Linked DNA regions of Homo sapiens: region 2 is linked to region 1. Evidence: chromatin loops called from intact Hi-C (ENCODE). Cell type or tissue: upper lobe of right lung. All regions are shown on one strand. Links, peaks and the distances in the headings refer to the core of each region. The heading gives the core; the rest is flanking DNA.

Region 1 (9,755 bases), core at 2,116-6,115:
TTGGAAAGGCCTTCTTTGTCAAGACTACCTAGTTTGAAGGTTTTTTGTTTGTATTTTTAAAAAAATTTCTGAAGGGCCAGCTAGATTAATTAAGCTCTAAATAGTTAAGGGGGGTGGGGAGCAGGCAAGAGTAGATAACGTAATTCATACCTTACAGTACAGGCTAAAGTTAATTTCTAAATAGTTGATGTGAGAGAAAAAGGACTTTGTAGATTAACATGATTGCAAAGCATAATGTTTGCATGGCATTTATTTTTACTCTCTTTAAAAGGAATGCAAATCATTTTTAATTTTCTATTGAAATTGGTTCTGGTTCATGCCACTCTACATAGCTGAATACACAGAATTAGAATATTTTACAGTTACTTTTATTATAGAAGAGGCATTTAACTAAGCCCAAAGAAGTAAAGTGACTTATCAGGGTTATCAACAAATTCACAGTAGCTCTTAGAATCCAGGTTCCAGACTCTGTCTTCTCCCTAAACTTTTCACCACTTATTTCAGAAGAATTAAAATATTATGCTGATTAATAAATGCTATACAACTGCCAAAAAGAACTTCTGAGCTAATAAAACAAAGAAGCCTAGTGATATTCTGATTCTGACTTTTCAAGAAAAACCTCCAGTCTGTGACATCAAGTAAAATCTGGCTGATATGGTTTACCTCTGTGTCACCACCCAAATCTCATCTTGAATTGTACTCTCATAATTCTGTGTTGTGGGAGGGACCTGGTGGGAGATGATTTCAATCATGGGGGCAGTTTCCCCCATATTGTTGTCATGGTAGTGAATAAGTCACACGAGATCTGATGGTTTTATCAGGGGTTTCTGCTTCTGCATCTTCCTCATTTTCTCTTGCCACCACCATGTAAGAAGTGCCTTTTGCCTCCCACCATGATTCTGAGGCCTTCTCAGCCATGTGGAACTGTAAGTCCAATTAAACCTCTTTTTCTTCCCAGTCTTAGGTATGCCTTTATCAGCACCATGAAAACAGAATGAGACACTGGCCAAGGCCTTATTTGCCATCACAACATGCTGTCAGGCTTGTGTGTAGGAGCAAGTAGAGAAGAACTAAAGATTGTCACAACCTGCTACTGTGGTCATCCACTCTACTTCCCACAAATAACAATGAATTCAGGCTCTGTCAATTTGTAATTTTGTGATTATAGAAAAGTTTCTTAATCTTTAGGTTTATTTCCTTCTATTAAATGAAGCTTTTCAGAGGTCTTGTTTTCTGCTTGCTTGTTATTGGGGGTAGGAGGAGAAAGTTATCCAAGCATTAAAATGACTTCTAAGGCACTGTGCGTTACCTCAACTAGTTTAGGCTCAGATAAGGCGCGGGCAGAAGAAATTAGATGCTGTAAATATTTGGCATATGAGTGGTCCAGATGTCTGTGGGCACTAAGGAGGAAGCTGTGTGCAACAAAGAGAACTGCCACCTGACTCTAATACAGGTATCCCCTCCTGCTACCCTTCTACAGCCCCCATCCCCTAGCACTGAGCTTAGCACAGTTCTGCTGAACATCTTTTCTACTTATTATACAGCAGATCTGTCAGTGCCAGACCTATTATATGCCAGGCATTATTTCTAGTTGCAGAGGTTATGTTAGTTTAAAGAAAGAATTTCTTATCTGCATGGAACTATGAAAGGAACTTGAAGGACTTTAAGCTAAGAAGCAGTAAAATTATCAAAATTGTATTTTTAAAAGTCTCATATTCTTTACATATTCTTGTATTGTTTCACTGGTCATAACAAGCATGTACCAGTTTTGTAATCTGAAAAATATCAAATAAAGAAAAGAACTGCTGGCAGTGTAGAGGAGAGCTTGGGGGGCAGGCAAGACTGGCAGTTAGAGACTGGTTAAGGGACTGTTCCTATCAGCAACACAGGTGATTAGAGAAGAGGAATTGAAGGGAGGTAACACTAAAGGGAAATGGAGTAGTGAAGAGATTCAAACGATAGTAAGACAGTAACATCAATAAGAGAAATTAATTGCAAGTCAGAGAGAAAAAGGTAAACAGGAGAACTTTCAAATATGGGGCTTGGTCAGACATTCAAGAGGTGTTTATAAACATATCAAAAAAAAGAGTAGGATACAAAATTTTATTTATTTATTTTTGAAACAGAGTCTTGCTCTGTCGCCCAGGCTGGAGTGCAGTGGCGTGATCTTGGCTCACTGCAACCTCCACCTCCCAGGTTTCAAGCAATTCTCCTGCCTCAGCCTCCCGAGTAGCTGGGACTACAGGCGCGCATGCCCGGCTAATTTTTTATATTTTTAGTAGAGACAGAGTTTCACCATGTTAGCCAGGATGGTCTCGATCCTCCTGACCTCGTGATCTGCCCTCCTCGGCCTCCCAAAGTGCTGGGATTACAGGCGTGAGCCACCGTGCCCGGCTCAAAATTGTATTTATTATATGAATACTGTATACATTACTTGTCTCATAAATATACATGCATAGGAAATTCATCAAAATGCTAACGGTGGCTGGCCCTGGATGGTAAGTCAATCATGTTTTTAAACATTCTTTTCCACATATGCACAACTATTAAATATCAAAAAAAATATACAAAAAACCTTTCCCTCTATCTTTGAAATTTACTAAGAATGTGTACTTTTGTGTACATTTTGTATATTTTTGAATCACATTCCTTCCAAAAAGCAGTTTACCTTTAATAATAAAATTCTGATTGTAAAAATCCCATGAGAAAATCTGGTCAAATGGCAAACGATTCTATATTTCATAAACATATTACACTGTCCATAATTAATTCTTATATCTTTGTGAATTCTCACTAACTATGAGTTTATAATGGTGAAGCAATCACAGTAGTTCTGTATTTTCTTTTCTATTCAGGAAATTCACTAGCTGAGAGAGGTGACAGAATTGAAAGCAAATATTTTGCTGTTATTTGATTACTCAGTAATCACTGTAGTCACTTAACAACTGTATACCCCGACTTTGAGCCGTTTCCACAGATATCTGCATGACTGACTCCCTCATTTCAAATGTCAGTTTCTCAATAAGGCCTATTAGGATCATTCTAATTATAAGAGCAACAGACCCTTGTCATCACTACCACCATAGGCTTTCTGATATTCTTTTACTTGTTTGTTTTCAATACACTGATGATCTAATATATAATGTAACTTATTAATTATATTTAGTCTGTTATCTCACCCCCTAGAATGTAAGCTCCTGAGGTCTAACTTGGATTTTTGTTATTTTTATTCCCAAACACTTTCCCAACCCTTGGCAATGTTGTGATTATAGAAAAGATTCTATGCTTGGCAACAGTAGATGCTCACGTAAATATTTGTTGAATTAATGCATGTATTAATGAATAAATCCAGAAAAGAGTAAATGAAAAAAATTAAATGACTAGTTTTAAAAAAGCACATAATATTGTTTTACAAATAACCATCATTAATATTTTTTACTTTAGTCTAGAAATCACTGATTCCCTGCTTAAACATCTGTAAACACCAATTTAGCCTATGGGGTTCTGCAAAGTTCTCTCTTCATACATATCCCTGTTAAAAGTTCTCCTTTAGATTCAATAAAACATGAGAATTGCTTATACAAATCAAATAACTTCTCTAATTAAATATATAAAAATTTAAAAGTATCAACTTTAGCAATAAATTATATAATACAGTTTTAACTTTTGCAATCAGAGCTTCCAAACCACCTCATTTAAAAATGTTCATTTACTACTGAAGACCACTGAGAAACTCTACAATTTTTCATCTAACCACATGACAGGTTGATTTTTTTTTTTTTTAATCCTTAATAATGAACCACAAGAACAAGGGAAAAGGGACAAGACGGCAAGGGCAAATATTTAGTTTACTACAAGTTAAAGAGCAATTTAAACTACTTTCAGTTTGCTATGCCTCACGGTTATAGCACCATCTACTGTTTACCATGCATAAATGCTATGAGGGCTGGTAGTGCAAAAGTCCTTTGTCACTTCGTTTTTAAAAAATGTTCACCCACATGGACGAAATCATATAAGTGTATGCCTAATTTGATAACAATCACATGTCCAATATGGAAATGTAGATGTGAAAACTGAGAAATCAATGTGGTATTAGAAAAATAAACTGTTTACATAACTCTGAAATAATAACTCTTTAAGGAAAAAAGGACAAAAGCAAAATACAAGTTACTAAAAGAGAAAAAATTAAAAGATATTTTAGAACCTTGTTAATGGAGTATTTCAAAATGCAAAATTCTATAAAAAGTAAACTATCACATAAAACAATGAGTTTATATTTGAATATCGAAGAGATCCACTTTTAAGAATTCTATAGCCTTAGCCCTTTTCCCCTATAGACAGCACTATAACAAGGCCTCAGTAAATTAACAACTCCCAGTTAATTACATACATTTTAGTATACTAAAGCGTGACTATTTTAGCTTATTCACTAGTCTGTAACAGGTAAATTTCTTTAGTGGCCAATGCCATCGTCCCTACATTTACAATGATGCTAACATTACTTACACCAATATAGGCTTTCCCGATATCCTAGGATGTCTTAGCATTTCTGACATAGCCTCTTTTGTCTCTTCCATTCTCTCTTCATCACTGGAATCCACAACAAATATTACCCCATAGGATTCAGCATAGTAATTCTTCCAGATTCCCCGAATTCTTATTCCACCTCCCAAGTCAAAGATGGTGACTTCAAACTTTCCTTGTCTAAGGTTAATTTTTGAAAATCCAACAGTAGGAGCTACATCTTCAGGGTATTCTGTTACAAATGATACACAAAAAAAGAAAATCTTTAGACTTTAATTGACAACGTTAATTTTTCAACTAAAATTTTAGCACCCAAGTGAAATATTTAGCATTCACTGACACAATAAACATTATTTTGAAGCATACTGGTTTGGGGACAGGCCAGAATATCAAACTAGAAATTTTACTCCATGCAGATAGGAATCTTTCTTTCCCCTGATATAACACCCACACCTAGTATATAATAGGTACTTAGTAAGTATCTGTTGAATTAATAAATGAATAAACTCTTGCCTTTAAGGCTATTTACTGTCCAAGTTACAAACAATAAAAATGTCAACCTTTCAATACCATAGCCATCCCCAGGGACTATTAAAACATCTGTGGAGTTATAAAGAAAACCATGAACACTTAGAGAATAGAAGAGTTTAGAAGAATCAAAGAATGAGAGAAGCTATAAAGAATAAGGCCACTCTTTTTTAATTAGCTGAATTAAAGTTATATTTACAATAAAGAGACGTTTAAGGGCAGCTTGCAACAAAAAGTAGATTTCATTCTTTCTATAGGAACATATTTTGGATGTTCCAATAAATACATAATTGAATTTTTTTGGATTTCTATATACGAAAACATAAAGAAGATACAGGAGGTATATGAACTGCCAAGGAGTGATAATGACAATAAGAGCTTTAAAAGATACCTGAGGATCTTAAAAGACCTCATTGGAGAGATAGAATTTAGGCCTTAAAGCTGTATAGGATTTAAACAGGCAGAAGAGGAAGGGAAATGGCAAAGTAAAGGAATATGAACAAATTGAACATTGTGCCTACAGCAAATCCTTAAGATTAGGAATGCAAATAGAAGAGGGTTCTGAAGATAGAGAACAAGGAATTATTGAAAATATCTGGCAGACCAATGATATAATTAAGGTGACTGAAATAGTGCTTTATTAAAATTAATCTTGCAAAAGTCTCTAGACTGACTGGAAGTGACAGTAATAGCCTCTTTTCAGAGAGGCATGAAAATAAAGGAATAGAAAAGAGAACTCATGAAAGATTAATGGCATACTGACTCATGGCTACAGAGAAAAGTTCAAACTTTATATTTTTCTGTTCTATTTTTTCTTCATCACTGGAATCCACTATAAATATTATCCCACAGAAAACATTGTTCAGAGCTGCATGGTCAAAACAAAAGCCACAAGCCACACGAGGCTTTTTAAATTTAAATAAACTAAAATAAAATTTAAAATTCAGTTCTCAGTTGCATCAGTTACATTTCAAGTGTTCAAAAGCCATATGTGGTGGCTGGGTACAGTGGCTCAGGCCTGAAATCTCAGCACTTTGGTAGGCTGAGGCGGAAGGATCACCTGAGGCCAGGAATTTGAGACTAGTCTGGGTAACATCTAGAGTTTAAAAAAAAAAGTCACATGTGGCTAGTGGTCCACCCTACTGGACAGAGCCAATATAGAACATTTCCATCATTGCAGAAAGTTCTACTGAACAACACCGGTGTTTAGAGGGTCTTATTTCCACATTTAGCAAAACATTTGCTATTACAAAGATTAATTTGAAAGGCATTCACTAAACTTAGGTGTGACTGAGAAACAGACTTGCAACACACCAATCTCTTGGTAAGCACCTTAGTGAAGTTTACACAGCACCTGAGAAAGTTAAGAGCCACTACAAGTCATACTTTTGCTAATACTTTCATTACCTAGAAAAAGAAAAAGGTAAAGTTAGACATATAAGCAGAATGATTTTCCAGAAATAGGATTATACTAGGCATTTAAAAATGTGATCTAAGCTTAACCAGAAGTAGTTTGTGTGGATAAAATAGGCAGCTGTCTTTCAGTATGAATAGAGAGGAACCCCAGGCAATCATCAGTGAAAACAAATCAACTATGCTGAAGTAGGAATAAGGGAACTAACATGTATCAAACACCTCCTTGGTACCAGGACTTTGTTAGGCATCAAGGGTGCAAAGATGAGTAAGATATGATTGCTGTCCTCAAAGTACAATGTAATATAGAGAAGTGGAATATTAATAGGAATAACACAGAATTTGTATGTTCTTTAAAAAAAATAAGCTAGAGACGATAGTGTGTAGGAATTCAAGGGAAGGAAGGTGAAAAAGGGAGGGGCAAGTTATGGTCTAGAAAGGCTTTCAGAGAAGAAATAAAATCTTGAAATGAAGACTTCATTGTGAGTGAACACATAAAAGCTACATAATTGTAACAGAGAAGGGAGAACTATATTTTAGGCAGAGGGAGCAATTTAAGTACAGATAAAATGATGGCAATATGCCCAGTAAACCAATTCAGATTAAGGATTTTTTTTCAAGGTTATATAGCAGGCAGAGACAGGCCTCAAACAGAGGTCTTCAGGACTTCCAAAGCCTGTTTCTTTTGATATATGGAACACCTTCTATTCTTTCCTCTGGTTCCTATTCAGCATTTGTGTTTCACAACTTAAGACTAAATGTTCAGGTACAACTTTCCCCATAAATCCTTTTTTGATGATTCCTCCTACTTCTACTATCACCTTTACCTCTATCATAATATTCTGTCCTCTACTGATCTTCACAATAGCCTATACCTTCCCAACACATGGGACTATGTCTTTGTATCCTTAGCATTCAGCACAAAGTATATAGGGCTCAATACTACACCACCAAACCACTGAGATAACTGAAGCTCCTGTCCCATACATCCACCCTTTCTTTTTTCCTTTCATGTATTTATCCATCTATCCTCGTACATGTATTTAGGGCCCATTATAGATGATAAATCATACAAGAACCAGGAATACAAAGATACATGGTCTCCAATTGAGAATTTCAGTAGAGTATATGTGGTAAGACATCATCTCTAGAAAGTCCAAGATAAAATGCAAATATACAATCAATAAATTTTTGAGCATTTCTTATAAGCTAAGTACTATGCATGGTTCTAGAAATACAAAGATTAATAAAATCCATCTTCTGATCCCATAGAGCTCTTAGTCTATTGGGGAAATATATATATATACATATACACACACACACACACACATACACAAATAACTACATATGAAACATAAATATATATATGAGTAACTATAATTTTTTTGTTTTTTTTTTCCTCTTCACAAATCACAAATAACTACAATATAATGAAGACATGTTAATACCCAACAATGCTAGGGACCAGTCCACGCAAAGAATTTTCGCACCAAAAATAACAATAGTTCCCTATTAGGAAACACTATCTGATAGTCAAGAGAATCCTAGATTTTTTTTTACCTAGGCTCATGACTGCTTACAACAGACCATAATCCCCAACTACTACGGCAGCAAGGGGTGGCCATGAGGGGAGGCTAGCCAGTGATGTGTTGTTAAATATTTGGAGGAGAAGAACCCTGATACATGTATGGTATCTGCCAATTTCCACAGTATAAATACTTTGACCATGGCCAATTTCAAACTAACAATGTGAGGTACCTAAACATAGAGTTGGGAAGAGATATGCATAATCGGCTCTCACTAGTTGATATGAGCCAATATGAAAAGCAGGTCCAGAACACCACTGCTTCTAGTCATGATGTGAACTAAAATGATGCAGCAGCTTTTGGTTCAGCTCCTAAAGAAAAGGAGGATGGCCTCCCCTTACCCTTTACCTCTTCCTTCTAGCTGAAATGCACATTTTGTAGTGAACTACCTTCAACCATGTAGGTGAGGGAGAACACTGGGGATGGCAAAGCAAATAGAACAAAGAATTGAGGACTAACACGATGGAGCTGACAAACCAGTCCTAGACTACTTTTGCTTAGGCTGTTATGAGAAAGAAAGAAACATCTATCTTGTTGAACCACTGTTATCTTAGGTCTCTGTGAGAACAATTGAACCTGTGTCCAACTAATGCAATTACTGACAACCATGAAGAAGAGAAGTTTGATTTAAAGAAGTAAAGTTCCAGGAAGGGGTGTTACTTTTATATTAAGAAGCTATTGTGAAAAAAATTTAGAAAGAATGAATAAAACCTAGTATTTGAAAGCACAACAGGCAGACTATAGTCAATAATAATTTAATCGAACATTTAAAAACAACTGAAAGAGTAACGCAAAGAATAGATGTTCAGGGAATAGATACCCAATTTTTCATGACGAAATTATTATGCCTTGCATGCCTATACAAAAATCTCATGTACCTCGTAATATATACACCTACTATGTACTCACAAAATTAAAAATAAAAAAGGGAAAAAAAGCTATTGTGAATAAAAAAATTAGCTAGGCATTGTGGAGCACACCTCTAGTCTAGCTACTCTCGAGGCTGAGGCAGGAGGATAGCTTGAGCCCAGGAGTTTGAGATTACAGTGAGCTATGATCACGCCACCGAACTCCAGCCTAGATGACAAAGTGATACCCTGTCTCTAAAAAACCAAAAAAATATGACCAGGCTCAGTGGCTCATGCCTACTATCCCAACACTTCGGGAGGCCAAGGCAGGAGGATCACTTGAGGCCAGGAGTTCAAGACCATCCTGGGCAACATAGTGAGACTCACCTCTATAAAAAATTATAAATAAATAAATAAATAAATAAATAGAATATGAATTAGAAAAAAGCTACTGTGACATCATAGATAAAAGAAACTGAGGGTTTGGATTTAGCCAATGGCAACACAGTCAGAGGAGAGGTAGACACATCTGAAAAGAAACTAGCAGATAACTTTTTCTCAATTTCACACGGAAATAAAAAAAAAAAAAAGAAGGCTGAGAAGTCAGAAAAGAATCAGAAATAAGTAGAAAAGTAGGAGCCATGAGAGAGGTGTTTTAAGAAGACCTAGGCGCATGGCCTAAACAATTGTGACACCAAAATAAGCAAAATGCCTTTAGAGAATTTACAGCCTGAAGAAAAAAGATACACAAACAAAATGTAATTAAGTAGTGACCAAGTAGGTATCAGGAAGAGCAGGCCAAAAAAGTGGACATGATCAATTCTACTAAGTAAGGTAGTAATTGGGGCAGCTGGGA
Region 2 (9,755 bases), core at 3,485-7,484, 65 kb before region 1:
AATAGATGCAGAAAAGACCTTGACAAATTTCAACACCCCTTTATGCTAAAAACTCTCAATAAACTAGGTATCGATGGATCATATCTCAAAATAATAAGAGCTATTTATGACAAACTCACAGCCAATAGCATACTGAATGGGCAAAAACTGGAAGCATTCCTTCTGAAAACCAGCACAAGACAAGAATGCCCTCTCTCACTACTCCTATTCAACACAGTATTGGAATTTCTAGCCAGGGCAATCAGGCACGAGAAGGAAATAAAGGGTATTCAAATAGGAAGAGAGGAAGTCAAATTGTCTCTGTTTGCAGATGACATGATTGTATATTTAGAAAGCCCCATCGTCTCAGCCCAAAATCTCCTTAAGCTAATAAGCAACTTCAGCAAAATCTCAAGGAACAAAATCAATGTGCAAAAATCACAAGCATTCCTATATACCAATAACAGACAAACAGACAGCCAAATCATGAGTGAACTCCCATCCACAATTGCTACTAAGAGAATAAAATACCTGGGAATACAACTTACAAGGGATGTGAAGGACCTCTTCAAGGAGAACTACAAACCACTGCTCGAGGAAATAAGAGAGGACACAAACAAATGGAAAATACTTCCATGCTCATGGATAAGAAGAATCAATACAGTGAAAATGGCCATACTGCCCAGAGTAACTTATAGATTCAATGCTATCCCCATCCAGCTACCATTGACTTTCTTCACAGAATTGGAAAAACAAAATACTTTAAACTTCATATGGAATCAAAAAAGAACCCACATAGCCAAGACAATCCTAAGGAAAAAGAACAAAGCTGGAGGCATCATGCTACCTGACTTCAAACTATACTACAAGGCTACAGTAACCAAAACGGCATGGAACTGGTACCAAAACAGATATATACAACCAATGGAACAGAACAGAGCCCTCAGAAATAATACCACACATCTACAACTATCTGATCTTTGGCAAACCTGACAAAAACAAGAAATGGGGAAAGGATTCCCTATTTAATAAATGGTGCTGGGAAAACTGGCTAGCCATATGCAGAAAACTGAAACTGGACCCCTTCCTTACACCTTATATGAAAATTAGCTGAAGATGGATTAAAGACTTAAACATAAGACCTAAAACCATAAAAATCCTAGAAGAAAACCTAGGCAATACCATTCAGGACATAGGCATGGGCAAAGACTTCATGTCTAAAACACCAAAAGCAACGGCAGCAAAAGCCAAAATTGACAAATGGGATCTAATTAAACGAAAGAGCTTCTGCACAGTAAAAGAAACTACCATCAGAGTGAACAGGCAACCTACAGAATGGGAGAAAATTTTTGCAATCTATCCAACTGACAAAGGGCTAATATCCAGAATCTACAAAGAATTTAAACAAATTTACGAGAAAAAAACAACCTCATCAAAAAGTGAGCAAAGGATATGAACAGACACTTCTCAAAAGAAGACATTTATGCAGCCAACAAACATATGAAAAAATGCTCATCATCACTGGTCATTAGAGAAATACAAATCAAAACCACAATGAAATACCATCTCACACCAGTTAGAATCATGATCATTAAAAAGTCAGGAAACAACAGATGCTGGAGAGGATGTGGAGAAACAGGAACACTTTTACACTGTTGGTGGGAGTGTAAATTAGTTCAACCATTGTGGAAGACAGTGTGGCGATTGGTCAAGGATCTAGAACTAGAAATACCATTTGACCCAGCAATCCCATTACTGGGTATATACCCAAAGGATTATAAATCCTTCTACTATAAGGACACATGCACACATATGTTTATTGCAGCACTATTCACAAGAGCAAAGACTTGTTACAAACCCAAATGTCCATCAATGATAGACTGGATAAAGAAAATGTGTCACATATACCCCATGAAATACTATGCAGCCATATAAAAGGATGAGTTCACGTCCTTCGCGGGGACATGGATGAAGCTGGAAACCATCATTCTCAGCAAACTATCACAGAACAGAAAATTAAACACTGCATGTTCTCACTCATCAGTGGGAGGTGAACAATGAGAACACATGGACACAGGGAGGGGAACATCACACATCAGGGCCTGTCGGGTGGTGAGGGGCTGGGGGACAGATAGCATTAGGAGAAATACCTAATGTAGGTGATGGGTTGATGGGTGCAGCAAACCACCATGGCATGGGTATACCTATGTAAGAAAACTGCACATTCTGCACATGTACCTCAGAACTTAAAGTATAATAATAAAAAAAAAAGAGAAGAACTTATTGCAGACTGAGGCAGAACTCTTCAGAAATTACTCTATCTCATTCTTTAGTGACTAGACAAAATAAGGCCTAAATAGAACAAACGAAATTTTTGATCTTTCATGATCTACACCCAACCCTACTGAACTATACAGATTTCTTCTAACAAGTTTCTTTAAAATTTACTGATCTCCACATGCCCGGCCCCCAACCTCCCTGAATAACCTTTCCTCTCTCACCTATCTGTTCTCAACTTAGGGAGTTTTCTCTCTCCAACGAAGTCTTTCCACTTACCACCCGGTTCACATCCTCCACCATACTCTGATATCATTATTAATAAATGTTACTGACTGGATGTGTACAATGTTCATTTTGCATGTTTATATCATAGAACCATCACAACAACCTTGAGAGAGGCAGCTCTTACTCCTATTTTAGAGGTTAACTGAGGCTTTTAGAGATTTTGGCAACTTACCTGAGGTCACATTGCTAGTACGCAGAAGTATCTGATTCAAAATCAGACTGACTTTAAAGTCTAACAGAAGTGATTCCCAACGTGTGAGACCCTGGTACTACAGCACAGAGCTACAAAAGGGGGCAAGAAAGAGAATTTTACCCCAACCCTCACTTAGTGCAAGTGGCCATGACCTCCCTGAAACCCTCTTCTGTCTAACAATGAAATCAGCTTGCCACATCCTGCCTATAGAAGCAGCTGCAACAGACCAACTCTTGAAGGGACTGCTAAGGCTGCTCAGGCTGGTGCTTCCTAGCCCTGAGAAAGCAAAGCTGTGTATTAATATGATTCTTACAGTTCCCCTTGCACACACCTGCCACTGACCTCCATTCTCCTCCCCACAACACACACACATACAACCCCTCCTGTGCCTGCACTGGGTGGGTTGCTAACCTGGGGCTGGAGGGAAAGTGGCTTCCGAATCCAAAGCTTTTATGGATGGGCAAGTAGCTTAGCAGGCAGTAGAGGGAATGTATGTTAGATGACTCTAGAAAACAGCGGCCAGGTGCCACACTCCAGGCCTTTTCCCAAGATTCACAGTTAGTCTGAAGCGGCTCCATTTACTGGTCTTCCAGGTGAGAAGAAGTGCAAGTACCTCAGTAGCCAGCAGAACTGGAGACATACAAGGTCAGTGACCTGCAAATTTGCTAGTGCACCACTGATATCATTTTGAAAAAAAACACATTTTAAGTTGACATTAAAATCTCACCATATGTTTAAAGGATGCAATTTCCAGCATACTGTAAAAATTGACATTTTAAAATACAAATTATACTGCCTTTAGTATGTGCCCAGTGGAAACTAAATATCATAATGATTTTGATACCCATCATCATCCATTTAAAAATTCATAGACTGACTCATCTTTAACAGGTGGAAATTTTATGCTGCTCGTTTTCCTCTTTTATTTACATTCTACTTCATATAACTTCATCTTAATATATTTTCATGCTTGAAATCTTTTTATCACCCTATCATGCTTCTCTAGCCCCCACATATACACATGTGTATGTACTAAATTTGTTTTTCCTGTGGTCTTAAATCTCTAAGTGTTAAAATGGTAACTTCTGGATTCAGGGATCAATAATATTATTAGTACAAAACCGATCAAAACAACTTATAAAAGTAAAAATTGGTAAGAAATGGATACTTAATGAAATGAGCTTTTGTTTCCATATATCCATAAATGAATATTACTTCTTACTATAATAAAATCAGTCAGGATTCAACATCATTTTTATGCCTATTTTGTGTTTTTTATAAAAGCTGAGAAAAACCTTCAGTTAAATAAGTGGATGAGAATTAAATATATTTTGTTATAGCAATGTTTCTTACTTTGAATTCTTTTGGAGTTATATCCCCAAATCACTTAGCAACCTATCATCAAAAATGTCTTAAATGAATTGATAGCTGACATCTCAATCAAGGCTCCTTTACTTTTGTTGAAAGCAAAACTTGGAAACCACCTGACTTGTCAGAGAATCTGTTAGTCATTTGCTTTCTCACACTGACACTCCAATAGTTTCTGGCATATGGAGGTTTTGAATACCTGGAGGAACATAGCATAGAAGCCAGAATGGTGCAAGTGTGCCTTTCTTTTTGTGAAAAGGGTGAAGGGAAATTGGAGAAAGGCAGGTTGGGAAAGGAGAATATGTGCCCCCTTATGTACAGAGGGGCAGAGTAATTTTCTGAAAGAGAATACATGAAAGTTGAGGATGTGAAAACTGACTGCGGTCACTTGCCTGAGCCTACATACCCCCTTGAAAAGTCTTTCTATTTCTCACTCATTGTTGCTCCTCCCTCCAACATGCTAAGTCTGTTTTGTCTTCTTTTTTTTAGAGACAAGGTCTCACTCTGTCACCCAGGCTGGCGTACAGCTGTGCGATCATGGCTCAGTGAAGCCTCGACCTCCTGGACTCAAGCGATCCTCCTACCTCAGTCTCCCAAGTAGTTGCGCCTACAGGCACGCACCACCACACCCAGCTAATTGCTTATTTTTTCTAGAGATGAGGTCTTGCTATATTGCCCATGCTGGTCTTGAACTCTTGTCCTCAAGCAATCTTCCCGCCCTCAAGCAAATCTCCTGCCTTGGCCTCCCAAAGTGCTGGAATTACAGGTGTGAGCCATCGTATATTATCTTCTTGTCAACATTCATTCATTCTCTAAAAATACACCGTCTGTCAACTATAGGCTAGGCACATCTATTTACTGATAATGATATAAAATAAGCTTAAATTCCTAAGAAACAAAAGAAAAATAAATTCCTAAGAAACAAAAGAAAAATTCCTAAGAAACAAAAGAAAAATATTAAAACTGACCAAAAAAAAATTAAGTAAAACTAGACAGATGGTACACAAGAATAACTGAATTTTGAGAAACAGTTAATGAAGCTAAACTAATATATCACACTGTGTGTCACCCTGCCTGCTTACCCATTTCCCTAACTCATTTATATGGGAGCCTTGACTTATTTTTCTCCTTGGCTAAGTGCCTGGGGCCTAAATCCTGGAGTAAATGAATAAAATTGGAGTTCTGATTCAAGGCTCTCTGAACTACTTACTATTTTAACAAAATTAAAGCATTAAAAAATTAAAAGCTAGTTAAGTTAAAATTTTGCAAAACTGTATAATGTATCATTTCGATAATGTTTATTATTTGATAGTATAATTTTCATTCAACTTTTCTGTGACTTTATTCTTTTTTCCTACTACTCTACTCTCCACCCTACCTTCCGTCCTAGTGACGAAGATGAAAAATATCATTTAATCTAGAAATTGTTAAACACAATTAATATAACCCTGTAGATTACAGAACCTATTTAAATTTCCATAGCTAAAAAAGAGAAATTCCTTGATTTAGTGCTATTATTATCCACTAGAGGGTGCTCATTCAACTCTTTTAAAAGTTAGAAATGAAAAACAAATCAATTTATGGAAATGCACCAAAGTATGTTTTTGAGTCATTTTATTTTTACTCCTCAGAGATGCTAACGAAGAGCTGATGGCTTCCTATTCTATTTTGGCAATGGATCTTCCTTGTATCTCACAGAAGGGCAATTTATGTCCAGATTTGTTATTCACTGTACCTCAGATAGGAAATCCTTTGCGTTTCTGGTGGAACATCAAAAGGCTAAAAATCCTGAACATAAGAGTCCTTCATACTACGGGATCTGAGCATACATTTGGAAGGATGCAACTCTGGACCCTTCACAGCAGCACAGATGGTATAGGAAAAGGCGTGGACTTTTAAGTCACAGGACTGAATTTGCCACAACTACAAGATACCTATCAATTGTTCTAACCTCTGACTTTAAAGTGTCTAAAAGTTACTTCTTCACAGAGATTTGCACAGATTAAGGCTGAAAATGTGTGTAAAGCCAACATATAGGACAATATAGAAATCTAGATACTGGTTCATTTCTCTCTTTCTTAACCACCTCAGTCTACATCCTTCACAGATTATGGTAATATTATCAGGTTGTGTGTGTGTATGTGTGTGTGTGTGTGTGTGTGTATTTTTTTTTCCTCTCTGTATGTGAACTCTCGGTCAGTGAGGAGAGTGTCCAAAAAAAAAAAGATGTTGCAGACAGTTCAGACTTATATGGTCTGTTTGTTTTGCTTTCTATAAAGTACATGTAAAATTTCCACAGTTAATAAATATTTCTAATTAATGCTTATATTAATCATACATTTATTAAGTATCCATTAATTATCCAATTAATCATACATGTATTTGAGGGCAGGATATATACAGTCCATTTTTGTATTCTCAGTGCTTAGCACAATGCCTAGTACACAAACACTGACAAAACTGGGAATAAGCAGAAGACTTGCCCAAGTCTCAAGGTATTGGTTCTTCAAAACCCTCCCTTGTCAGGAAAAAGATAAGCAAGTTAGTAAATTATGACGATAAAACCTTGAAAGAATCACAATAGCTCTATCAACAAAATGCAATGGATACACGAAGGGCAAAACTAATTTTGCCAAGGGACATACAGAAGGCTTGATGAAGTGGTTAATCATAGTAACAAAAATAATGCTAATGCATATGAAGTCCTTACTATACGTCAAACAACATTCCATTCACATTGTATATACACAAATTCATTTTATCTTCCCAAATGATTATATGAAATAGATACTATTTTTTCCCCATTTTACAGACGAGGACAATGGAGCACAGAGATATTAACTCACCTAGGTCATATGCTACAAGATGCAGAGGTGGGATTTGAACCCACACTACTGCACAGAGGGAGAAGGGAAAAAGGCATTCCTAGCAGAAGAACAGCATAGCCAGTCCCAAAGGCATGAAGGAGCCTGCCCAGAAAGATAAGATTTTTAGTCCAAACATAATACTGCAGACTTCTGGGGAGCAAAGGTTTGTACTCAAGGTGTGACACAATGGAATTTGGTAGCACCGAGAAACAGCATGACAGAGTGGGTACAACAAACTCTCAAGGCTCTTCAAAGTGTTAGATGTGTATACTTGGGCAAGTTAAAGTGTGAGATGTGTATACTTGGGCAAGTTACTTAACCTCTGTGTGCCTCAGCTTTCCTATATATAAATGGAAATAACTATTTCAGAGGGTTGTACATAGGATTGTTATTATTCATAAAGTGATTACAACATTGACTGGTACATAGTGCCATAAAAGTGGTTGCTAAAATAAGCAAACAGGTAAGTACTAAACATGGCTGTTGCAATATGCCAGATAAGAGATTGGGAAGGTCTAAGTGAATGGCAGCAGTAGAGAATTTTTTTAAAAAGATCCAAATTAAAAGGGGGCAGGGTAGTTGAGTCTCAAAGACAACTCTCACTTCTGACACCAATTACAAGTTCAGGGATTCCAAGGATGACTCTCAGGTTTGATTATTCACTGGGACACAACCGAACTCACTGAAAGCTGTTATAATCACAGTTATAGTCACAGTTTATTATAATGAAAGCATACAGATTAAAAACAATCACAGGAAGAGACTCATAGTGCAGAATTCACAACAATTCAAAGCATGAAGCTTCCAGCTGTCCTCTCCAACGGAATCATCAACGAGGTCAACTTTTGCTGGCAGTAATGTATGACAGTATGCACAAGAGTATTGCCAACCAGGGACACTCACCAAAGCCTTGGTATCCACTTTTTATTGGGGCTTGGTCACGTATATATGATTGACTGTCCATACAGCTTTTAGTCACAAGCCCTTCTGGATGTTGAGTTGACACCTGTGGTCCCCAGGCCTCAACATAAATCACATCGTTAGATTATCAGGTGTGACCTCAACACCCAGGTAAACAAAGACACACTTATCAGGAAGCACATTCCAAGGGCTTAGAGATCGCCTCCCAGGAGCTGAGGGCAGTTGCCAGACCTATTTTTATATAAGGTTCATTTTTTACTACAAAGGTAGTGAAGGTATAGAGAAGAAAGGAGGAAACCAGACTGATGGTGATACACTTAATTGAGATAAAATATGCAGGTAGCAAAGGCAACATAAGTTTGAAAGGGAAAAATAATAATACACTTTTGAGTTTGCCAAGTAACTGAAGTTGCTAAAAAACAGAAGTATGGGACTAAATCTTAGGAAGAACCTCACAGCTTGAGATGACAGCATACTGATAAAAGTCATGCCATGAATGGGCTTACCTGAGGAGAACATGGAGGCAACAAATAGAGCAAGAATTGAACCAGGGTAAACTCCAATTTTAAAGGGCTGCTCAGAGGATGACTAGACAAGAAAGGTTACTAAAAAAGAGCAAAACTAAATACTAAATCTTCCTCACTACTACAGGAAACTAAAAATATTGAATAAATTACTTTCTAAATAGGCCAAAAAAAGAGCACTTGACTTTCCCTGGAAGTAGACTCTACAAGTACATTATGTCTTGCAAACAAGCAGTTAAAACACAAAATATTTCATTCTGTTCTTATTTCCCCATACCATCTTCCATGCTCAGACTACTTCCTAAGCTGAGAAACCTTTATTTTGCCTATGGCAAATTTAGTGTGTGTTTATGCAAAACTTAAATTACCACAAAAACCCCACAATAGGGTAAATGAAGCAGAAGGCACAGCTAATTAAATGGATTTGAGGTTCATTGCTCATTTTGCTCAGGGTCAAATAATAGTATATGACTTTCTGAGTACACTAAGTAGAAAAATAAGTCATTATAGGATATGAGTAGCCAGACTGCTACAAAGTCTACAGAAAAAAAAAAAGCCTCTTGAAATCTTTTTTTTTTTTAAATCACATCCCAGATATGAGACAGTACAGAACAAGGATGAGCTGTGGGAGTTATTGAGTCAGACAACCCAGGCACAAGCCTCAGCTCTGCCACTTATTAGCTGAGTGAACTTGGGCAAATTACTTAAACTCTTAACGGGTTTGTTCTGAGGATCATGTAAGTCAGTATTGTCTGGCATATAGTAAACATGCAATAAGTGTTTGGTTATTTGGATACTCTATTTGAGTACCTTTGTATACTGAAAACCTCATAAATTTATTACATACTTTATTATTCAGTTCTTCATCTCTGTGACAGAAAATACCCATTTGAAAATCTACTTTTGAAATAAAACCCACGAGTATAAACGGTTTGCATATTACAGCATTTACCAATTTCTATAACAGCTTAATTGTCCTAAAATTATCTCAGAATCACCTCAGACTTTGTGATCTTTATTAGCCAAAACTTAATTTGTTTTAGAAAATGCTCAGAACTGCCCTTTGTAAAGGAGAAATGCTTAAGAGTTGATCCAAGAAAAAAATGGACAAGCCAACCATCTGAAAAATTAGTCTGGACCAAGTTCCAGATAATATCTGTAGCCATGCAACTTTTTTTCCTCATGCAACATGTAGTGGGCTTTTGCCCTAACTTCATGAACAGTGCACCTTCTTCCCTCAACCTAGGAGGCCTAGTTCTTTTTGTCAAAGTAACTCCTCTAAGTCACCAAGACCCAGCTTCCCTTCAGGCCTTTGCTGGCACCCTCAGGCTTTGTTAG

Evidence for each region. A loop is a pair of places that touch in the nucleus more often than their neighbours do. Peaks named below come from ENCODE experiments on the same cell type or tissue, not always from the same donor. Only the 100,000 strongest peaks of a DNase experiment are listed, where the experiment ranks them.
Region 2: it touches region 1 in a loop (3-fold over the local background); 94 of 110 quality-filtered maps call a loop at or near these places.

What each region holds. Positions count from the first base shown.
Region 1 is chr3:93,998,660-94,008,414 of GRCh38, reverse strand. ARL13B (ARF like GTPase 13B) reads right to left here. Exons shown (of 10, transcript NM_001174150.2): 3 at 4,507-4,756. Among named protein-coding and RNA genes, the nearest start is that of ARL13B, 23 kb to the right of the region's middle. In upper lobe of right lung, for the core only: a CTCF peak has its summit at 3,911 (motif pointing left); no DNase peak of the experiment used is centred there; H3K4me3 peaks cover 561 bases; H3K27ac peaks cover 2,275 bases.
Region 2 is chr3:94,065,299-94,075,053 of GRCh38, reverse strand. The region is part of intron 2 of NSUN3 (NOP2/Sun RNA methyltransferase 3); the gene reads right to left. Among named protein-coding and RNA genes, the nearest start is that of NSUN3, 7.1 kb to the right of the region's middle. In upper lobe of right lung, for the core only: a CTCF peak has its summit at 5,627 (motif pointing right); no DNase peak of the experiment used is centred there.